2 separate regions of the Homo sapiens genome follow, and region 2 is linked to region 1. Evidence: read pairs that join two places in POLR2A ChIA-PET (ENCODE). Cell type or tissue: CD4-positive, alpha-beta T cell. All regions are shown on one strand.

Region 1 (5,000 bases):
GGTTTCATTAACCATTGCTGGCCATGTGTTTTAAACCTACTGAACTGTAAACCACAGACGTATAGGCACATACCATACTCATAAAAGGCATTTATATTGTTTGGGGTTCCTGCATTTCCAAGTGACAGAAATTTGTCAAAGTACAAAAGAAGGATCATTGGTTTATGTAAAAGAAGTCGGGGCAGTTTAGCTTCAGGCATAGCCAGATGGGAACAGGGAGGGGGTTGCTCATGTAGTGTCATCTGGGTTCTGTCATCAGTACTTAGTAAGGTGTCTTGATGTAGTAAGCAAGATAGTTTTTACAGTCCTAGGCTTATTACAAGTTTAGTAACCCCAGTGGACTGAGAAAATCTTTCTCAATAGCTCTGGCAAAAAATTCCTCTGGGAAAATATGACTGATGGGAGTTTGGATCATTTGCCCATTCTTGAACCAATCATTGTATAGTTAGCCCTCTGTATATAAGGGTTCCGCATCTGTGTATTCAACCAATCGTGGATGAAAAATATTTGGAAAAGGCTGGGCGTGGTGGTGGTTCATGCCTGTAATCCCAGCACTTTGGGAGGCCGAGGCGGGTGGATCACCTGAGGTTGGGAGTTTGAGACCAGCCTGACCAATATGGTGAAAACCCATCTCTACTAGAAATACAAAAATTAGCCGGGCTGTGATGGCGTGTGCCTATAATCCAAGTTACTCAGGAGGCTGAGGCGGGAGAATCACTTGAACCTGGGAGGCGGAGGCTGCAGTGAGCCGAGATTGTGCCACTGCACTCCAGCCTGGGTGACAGAGGGAGACCCTTTCTTGAAAAAAAAAAAAAAAGAAAAAAGAAAAAATGCAAATTGGAAAAATAATCCAGTGTTACAACTATACAGCATTTACATTGTGTTAGGTATTATAAGAGATCTAGAAATGATTTAAAGTATGTGGAAGGATGTGCATTGGTTATATGCAAATATGATGCCATTTTGTAACAGGAACTCGAGCATCTGCACATTTTGGTCTCCTGAGGGGTTGGGTGTCCTGGAACTGGTCCCCCCAGGATACCTAAGGATGTCTGTAGTCAGAACATTGTTGACTTTTAATGGCCAGACTTGTGTTACCTGCAAGTGAGGATATTGGGGGTAGGGATGACAGTGTAAAATAGATAGGATGGATTTGTGGCACTGATAGATTATTGAGCTGTAGTACTAAAAAGAGTAAGTTAGAATGGTAAAGAAGTAGTGGTTAAATACTAGGATAGACAGAGAAACAGTATGTATAATGGTTAGAGCCTGGATGCCAGCAACAATACTGTTTTGGATCAAATTCTTGTTTGAGCAATTGTAGCTGTGAAACCATGGACAGATTATGCCTCAGTTTACTCATCTATGAAAGGGGAATGCTGAGTATCTATCTCTTAGAAAGTTTACCATTACTAATACTGTGTAGTGGTTAGAATTATTAGTAATGACAAAATCTAGGGTGGGAGTATGTAAGTCAATGGCTAAAGTAGGGTAGAGGCCAAAATCATTGAGAAACAGGTCACGAAACGGAAAACCATTATTATTGGAAGGATCATCTGTGTGGACATTGAAATCACCAAGAATTAAGACATGACTTGATTATTGTTAAAATTTCCCATTCAGCAACTGGTAGAATTAATATATTGTTACATATTAGTGGTGAACATAAATTATCTAAATGTGGTCATAATAGTTGTTAAAATTTTAAAAGCATTGATTTTTAACACTTTCTTTTAAGTTTAATGTAGAATTATTTTTTCTAAATTTAAAATTTTACCCAAATTGTTATTACACAGTTTTTTTTCTTTTATATTTGTAGAATATGTTTCGACAGCAACAAAAGATTCTTCAACAATCTAGAATTGTTCAGAGCCAGAGATTGAAAACAATTAAACAGTTATATGAGCAGTTCATAAAGGTTTGTTGTATGTGGTAACACAATACATCGTTATAAAACATAATATATTTATGGAAGTAGAAGATAATTCTTTCTAAGTTTATGGGAAAAAACATTTTAGACTTTAACTACTTTTCCATTTTGAATTCATTGTTTCTGATTTAAGTGATAAATATATTTTTACTTGAGGATTCAAATGGTTTTGTTGGGATTATTCAAGACAGGAAATGGTAAATTGGGAATTTTACTTAGAAATATACTTATCATGCATAAAATCCATACTTTAATAACACTTCAGTCATAGTTCTCTGTTTAAGTGAAAATAGACTCTATAATAATCATTTTTAGGTTGTATTTTACTTGTTTTTTTATCCCCAGTGTTTGTTAAATAGAAAGTACCCAAATTATTGAATTCTCTTGTTTTCAAATGTATTATAGAAGTATTTTATGGCACATTTGCTTTTAGAATTATTACAGTGACCAAAAATGAATTTATATCCAACATAAAATAACAGATATAATAGACATCTGAGGATTAAAAGTCTGTGGATTGATAATTATCTACTGACACATACATATTAGCAAATTGTAGTCTGTACCCCTCTTGTTCAGGCAGAAATATACTTTTTAGTAACTATTCATAGAAGCTCAATGGAATCTTGCATATACTTTTTTTCAGTGGTGGTTCCTTTAGATAGTCTTGTGCAAATACATGTTAAAATAACATTAAAGGAATTGGGATGCTCTAAGTAAACTAGCAAAATTGTTTTAAAATAAATATTTCAGAATAACTTTAATATATATGGCCGAGCACAGTGGCTGACACTTTGGGATGCCAAGGCGAGATCACTCGAGCCCAGGGTTTCAAGACCAGCCTGAGCAACATGACAAAACCCCATCTCTATTAAGAACAAACAAACAAACAAAAATAGCTGGGCATGGTGGCACTCACCTGTAGTCCCAGCTACTGGGAAGGCTGAGGTGGGAGGATCACTTGAGCCCTGGAGGCAAAGGTTGCAGTGAGCTGAAATCGTACTACTGTACTCCAGCCTGGGCGACAGCGAGACCCTGCCTCAAAAAAAAAAAAAAAAAAAAAATTATACACACACATGTTATTTTAAAAAGTATTTCCAAGTGGAAAACTTGTTGTCTTGTTCCAATGCTCTGAGAACCATTTGGTAGTTGGTGTGAAGTTTTGATAAAGTACTAGATAAAGATTTCTTCTAAATGTTATCACTAAATGTTACTATTTAGGATAGGAACTATAGTATAACCTTTGACTCTTCCATCTCCTTTCTCTGTCACATCCAGTTATTACTAGGCCCTGTAATTTTTACTTCTGCAGTGGTTCTTTCTTTTAATGCCCACTGCTACTACCCTAGTTTAGGACCTCATTATTATTTGCTTGTACCATTAAAATTCTTAACTGATGTCTCTGTTCTCCAATCTATCCCTCCTAGATCTGCCATATTATCTTTTAAAAATATATCTCTTCCCTCTTGAAAAACTGTCAGTAGCCTCCTGTTCTAAATTCTTAGGTATTGAAGATCCCCCTATGACATGACCCTCTTTTTAAGCTTCATTTACTACATTTGTTCATTACCCCACCCCTCCACATAACTGCTTTCTCTCAGCTCACTATGTACTTCCATGCTTCTGCTTATGCCCTTCCCCTAGAATATATTTAACTCCTTTTTCTTTATCTATTGAAATCTTAGTATTTTGCCCACTAAATTGGAATTAATCCCCATTTTCCACTATATCACCACAGCAAGTTGTGCTTCCATTCCTATTATAAAATTTTTGTTTTGTTCCTATGTTTTTTTCTCATTGCCATCAGGAAGCAATCATGTATTATTGTTTTTTAATTTCTCTACAGCACTTAATACACACCTTTTACATAGTAGGCACCAGATTAACTGTTTGTTGAATGAATAATAAAGACGTAAGACATAATTTTTATTTTTCATAATGTGAAAGAGGTTGTACTATAGATTATTTTATTCCCTCTAGTGAATTCATGGCACACTATTAGTCATAAGTAGATTATTGCTTGATATTTGGAAAGCTTAATAGAAATGGTTTTTACTGATGTGGGACTTCCAGTCTTTTTTATCTTGACCTTAACAGTTCAGGAAACCCATTGTGGGCAAAGTATACTACATTGTACTTCCTATAACATTTTATTCATGTCTTATATTTTTTCTTTTTTAGTAGGTATTTTGGTATTCATGTATTACTTAGAATATTTTTATTTCAAATAGATGAGCATTTGAATATTCAAAAATTACTACTTTTGAAAATTAATTGTACAAGTTTAGAACCTGAGATGAAAAGTGGTCCTTTGTAACTTAACTTGTCTTTTGTGTTTTTAGAGTATGGAAGAGTTGGAGAAGAATCATGATAATCTACTTACTGGTGCACAAAATGAATTTAAAAAAGAAATGGCTATGTTGCAAAAAAAAATTATGATGGAAACTGTAAGTGATCATATTGAAATTGAAAAAATAAGGATTAATATAAGCAATGAAATATTTTATTTGCTGAAATAGGTATAACACTTAAATAAAAATTAAACAAATGTTTAATATCTCCTTCCATGAAACAGCAGCAGCAAGAGATAGCAAGTGTTCGGAAGTCTCTTCAATCCATGTTATTCTGATGACTCTTTGAAGAAAGAACTTGAACCTAAGTAATATGATACAATTATAACGTTAGCTAAGAAGCATATTGTAAGTCTTTAGAATAGTTTAATTGTAACATCTTTAATCATAAACCTGTTTCATTGTAAGACCTCCCTTTCTGTTAAGTCAAATCTAAATAGTTATGAGTTAGTTAGCAACTATTCCTAAAGAATATGTATTAAGCTTTCAGCTCTTTAGTAATGATAGTGAATTTTTCTCTCTAACACTGTCAATTAAATAAAGACGATTTAATTTTAGGTTTGGCTTCATTGTATCTCTATCAATCCCAAAAGGTAGAAAACCAAGTATAGAAGGTTATGTTCTTTAAGGAAAAAACGGAATACAAAATCTATTTTACATGTACATCCTTTTCTATATACTTAAGTTGTACAACCGATTCTAATGACAATAAGATGCAT
Region 2 (5,000 bases), 260 kb after region 1:
TTGATTACTATGATTGCTTAATATTTCTTGCATCTGAACACGCAGACAGTGAGAAACACTCATTAGGCCAAAGGAAAAAATGAACAGTGATTAGAAGATATTTAGAAAAACATAAGCTGAGAACTTACCGGGAAGACACTTCAACCCTTTATAGAGATGTTTCATTAATATCAGAACGGTAAATTCAACGGTAGGCTATCATGAAAATAAAAAATTATTTTCCAGTGCAATGGCTCTGATGAAAAAAAATAGTAATATTTTTTTTAAAAATTAGAATTGTTAAGACATAACCATCAAGAACATACTGGCAGAGTTGCATTAAATAGCTGTTTTTAAGGAAGTTCTTCAAAAGGGGATTTTTTTTAAAAGATACAGTGCCTTCACAATTTCTATTTCATGATATGATTAGTAGACACCAGGGGCTATTATTTTGAAGAGGCACATAGTAGTTTGCATCCCATCAGCCAAAAAGCAAAAAAGCATTAGAACAAGCCCCATGAATCCCCCGCCCAACTTAGGTTGCAGCTCTTCAGATTGCATAGCCCCACCGGAAACTTCTAACCCAGGCAACTCAGGCCCACCCTTCTTTTTTTAATTCATATTACTTCTCTCCCAATTCTGGACTCTATACTCTCTTTCTTGCCTGGACTGTCAACAGCCTTCACTCTGGACTCTCCAAATCGGTCTTTCCTCCTAAACTACTTTACTTACACTGCCATTCACTGATCGCCTTAGAGAGCTTAAAGGCTTAGGGCCCTTGTCCTGACATTCAAGGCTCTTGAGCCTTAGCCTTATATCTTGCCACTCAGTTGAGTGGGGATAATAGAATCCATGCTCTTGCTTTCCTCCACACCTAAATTCAGTAGCGGCTCCAAAATGGTTAGGAAAACCTTATGGGGGGCCATGTGGTTGGACATACCTGAGGCTGCTGCATTCCTAATGCAGGTCCCGTTCTCTTACTTGGCTTCAAGGTTTATTTGGGGTGGCTCTGTTGGAAATTATGAGACGCTCCCTCCACCTAAAATACTTTCCTCCCAGTTCATCCCCCTGCAGATTCGCCCATTTTATGTTACCTGTCCATCAGTGTCCAAAGCAGCATCCACTTGTACACGGTGGAAATAACCTTCCTGTCCCCTGAAACACATGTCTGCCTCTCACTTGGCTAACCTGAAACCTGCCATTTTAATAGCTGTCACATTTTGGCCAGGGGGAAAACCGCCTAAGAATTTTTTGTAAACCTTGTGGGTGGGGAGAGTGAAGAGGGTCTGTGATTTCAAAGCTGCCAGTAACTTCAGTTTTGCATTGTTGGAGCCTAACCTCACCTTTGATAGGGGACTATTGTTTTGGACCAATTACTTTTTTGAGCCAATTTGTTATGCAAATGTTAACACACAGTCCTTCTTCTGATATGCAGATCTTATAATAACAGGTATAAAACGGTAATCACTAATGTTGATTTGTTTTTAATCTGTACTAGTCTACACCCTTTTCAAGCCACCTTATTTGGTTCATTCGTTCAACATATTACTGAGCTCTTCACTCTTCTGGGCACTGCCCCATGTCCAGGAGCTACAGCCCTGAACAAATCCTTATGAGAAGAAATGATTTTTAAAAAATAAACACATTGGTAAAGTATTAGATAAGAAGTGTCAAAAACAACAATACAAAAGAGAAAGATTATGAAGACAGTGTGCGAATAGCCAGGAAAAATCTCTGAGGAGGAAAGCGGTGTGAGCTGAAACCCAAGAAGAAGACTTAAGAGTGAGCAGGCGGGCAGGGTGTCTGGTGCCTATATCCCCGCTAAGCAGCTACACAGGAGGATGGCTTGAGGCCAGGAGTTTGAGACCAGCCTGGACAGCACAGTGAAACCCCCAAGAAAAATGGAGTGCCTCCCCACCCTGCCTCAGAAAAATGAAGGAGTGAGCAAAACAAAAAGCAGAGATGCAAATATTTGGAGGAGCACCTCCTGGCAGAGGAAGCAGCAGGTGCAAAGAGCCTGGGATGGAAATGAGTTTGGCATTCAAGACACAGAAAAAAAGCGGGAGGAGGAGAGGAGGCTGCAGGAAAATGCACCTGGGGGCTAAGAGGCAAAGTTGGAGAAGAAAGAGGCAGGATCCAGATCAACATACACATCAAGCCCTAAAATAATCACAAGTCATGTATGGCAGTCGTTATCTGTGTACCCCCATGTCACAGATGAGGAATCTAAACTGAAGTTCAAAGATGTTTTGTGATTTTCCCTAAGGTTCAACTTCTAGTGAGGTGGGCTGGGCCAGATCCAAATTTGGGTTAATTCCACTTCATGTGCACGCTCTCAGCCCTGGAGACCTGTGTGTGCAGTTGAGGCTGCCTTCGACCAGGTGCTCAGTCCCAACGGCAAACTCCACAGCACCCAGCCCATGCTTGTCACATATTAATACTACAGGTGTGGTGAGTATTTGAAATGAATGTAAACACAGTGAACTTTTTTTTTTTTTTGAGACAGAGTCTCCCTCAGTCCCCTAGGCTGGAGTGCAATCGCATGATCTTGGCTCACTGCAACTTCCACCTCCTGGGTTCAAGCGATTCTCCTGCCTCAGCCTGCCGAGTAACTGGGATTACAGGCCACCACCACATCCAGCTAATTTTTGTATTTTTAGTAGAGACGGGGTTTCACCATATTGGCCAGGCTGTAATCCCAGCTACTCAGGCTGGTTAATTTTTGTATTTTTAGTAGAGATGGGGTTTCACCATGTTGGCCAGGCTGGTCTTGAACTCCTGACCTCAGGTGATCCACCCGCCTTGGCCTCCCAAAGTGCTGGGATTACAGGCCTGAGCCACTACACCCAGCCTGAACTTTCTTTTTTTTTAATTTTTAATTTTTATTTTTATTTCCAAGATGGAGTCTCTGTCACCCAGGCTGGAGTTCAGTGACGTGATCTCGGCTCACTGCAACCTCTGCCTGCCGGGTTCAAGTGATTCTCCTGCCTCAGCCTCCTGAGTAGCTGGGATTACAGGCCCACGCCATCGCACAGGGTTAATTTTTGCATTTTTAGTAGAGATGGGGTTTCACCATGTTGGCCAGGCTGGTCTCAAACTCGTGACCTCAGGTGATATGCCTGCCTCGGCCTCCCAAATTGCTGGGATTACAGGCATGAACCACCACGCCTGGACTATTTTTTTTTTAATGTAAATAAATTAAAACCCTGATATTTCTAGGTGGGATCTCATCCAAGTACTAAACTGGCCCTACACGCCTTGGTGTCTAAAATCGGAAGAGGTCAGGCCTGTTCAAGGTGTTATGGCCATAAAAAAGTGATTTTTTTTTTTTTTTTTTTTGAGAGTGAGCCTTGCTCTATCGCCCAGGCTGGAGTGCAGTGGCACCATATCAGCTTAATGCAACCTCCACCTCCTGGGTTTAAGCAATTCTCATGCCTCAGCCTCCCAAGTAGCTGTGATTACAGGCGCCTGCCACCATGCCTGGCTAATTTTTCTATTTTTAGTAGAGATGGGGTTTCACCATGTTGGCCAGGCTGATCTCAAACTCCTTACTTAGCTCAAGTGATCTTCCAGCCTCGGCCTCCTAAAGTGCTACGATTACAGGCATGATTCACCGTGACCGGCCAACAAGTAAACTTTCTAAGCTAGCATTTCCCCAACTATTGTCTCTAGAGTTTGATTATGCAGGATATTAATAAATGAACCTGGCAAAAGTGTTGAGTGGAAGCTAGGGTTGCTGCCTAGAACTTCCTTAGTGAAGTCAATGAGTGTGTTGATTTTTTTTTTTTTTTTTTTTTTGAGGTAGGGTCTCACTCTGTCACTCAGGCTGGAGTGCAGTGGTGCAATCATAGCTCACTAAAGCCTCAACCTCTTAGGCTCAAGTGATCCTCCTGCCTCAACCTCCCAAGTAGCTGGGACTGCAGGCAGGCACCACCATGCCGAGCTAATTTTTACATTTTTTGTAGAGATGGGGTCTCACCATGTTGCCCAGGTTGGTCTCGAACTCCTGGGCTTAAGCCATCCTCCTGCCTCGGCCTCCCAAAGTACTGGGAATACAGGTGTGAGACACTGCATACGGCCTGTTGGAGATATATGTATATATATACAACCCTACGTTACAGATGCAAAAACAGAAATGCAGCTTTAGGGTTCTCTGTAGGGCTAAGATGTGAAGTTGTTTTGGCATCTTGAAAAGTTAATGCAATAGACTTTTAGCATTTTAGAAGTCAAAACTCCTATCTCTTGAGAATCTGATGAAAGCTGGCAGTTATTTTCCCAGGAAAATGCCATCAGCACACATTTTCAGGCAAACCCTCCCAGTAGGGCCAGTGAACTCCAATTTGGGAGCCCCTGCAGTATTTATTTAATATATGGACACCAATGTTTCCCTCAACTCCAGAAATGAGCTGAGTAACAAGCTAAGGGCTCTGAAGAGAGGATCCCTGATTGACAGATTCACTTTTGCAGAAGTTCATTGTCCTCAGTGGCAATGGAGATTATTTTAGAAAATCTTAAGCAACACATGTGCTGGCGTACAAATCATATGGTGACACGCTTCAGGTGGAAGACTGTGTTTTCTGAGAATAGGGAACTGCAGAACCCAAAAAGGGAGATCAAGTTCAAGCTCTTATCATTCCTCACAAATTCTTCTTCAATAATTCAGTTGTTGAAGTGACTAAAGAATTTGGTCTTAATCTTGGCAAGATCTTTGGAAACTCCAATAAGCAAATAATAAAGATTGTTAGCAGACTGGGGAGAAGGTGCTAGAAAACTCCTCATGTTTGGCTGGGTGCGGTGGCTCACACCTATAATCTCATTACTTTGGGTGGCTAAAGTGAGAGGATCGCTTGAGGCCAGGAGTTCAAGACCAGCCTGGTCAACATAGTGAGACCCCCATCTCAATTATTTTTTTAAAAAAAGAAAGGAAGCCTGGGCACGCTGGCTCATGCCTGTAATCAATCCCAGCACTTTGGGAGGCCAAGGCGGGAGTTCGAGACCAGCCTGACCAACATGGAGAAACC

What was found. Peaks named below come from ENCODE experiments on the same cell type or tissue, not always from the same donor. Only the 100,000 strongest peaks of a DNase experiment are listed, where the experiment ranks them.
Region 2: POLR2A ChIA-PET joins it to region 1 with 15 read pairs; 3 of 35 experiments call an interaction of 5 or more read pairs at or near these places.

What each region holds. Positions count from the first base shown.
Region 1 is chr12:101,728,486-101,733,485 of GRCh38, reverse strand. It overlaps CHPT1 (choline phosphotransferase 1), which reads right to left. Exons shown (of 9, transcript NM_020244.3): 9 at 4,412-4,585. The coding sequence ends at 4,541. It overlaps SYCP3 (synaptonemal complex protein 3), which reads left to right. Exons shown (of 9, transcript NM_001177949.2): 7 at 1,820-1,918; 8 at 4,273-4,377; 9 at 4,506-4,838. The coding sequence ends at 4,559. Among named protein-coding and RNA genes, the nearest start is that of SYCP3, 8.5 kb to the left of the region's middle. In CD4-positive, alpha-beta T cell, no CTCF peak of the experiment used is centred here; no DNase peak of the experiment used is centred here.
Region 2 is chr12:101,470,631-101,475,630 of GRCh38, reverse strand. SPIC (Spi-C transcription factor) reads right to left here and starts at 295. Exons shown (of 6, transcript NM_152323.3): 1 at 129-295. It also overlaps the pseudogene RNA5SP367. RefSeq lists an enhancer at 955-1,650. In CD4-positive, alpha-beta T cell, no CTCF peak of the experiment used is centred here; no DNase peak of the experiment used is centred here.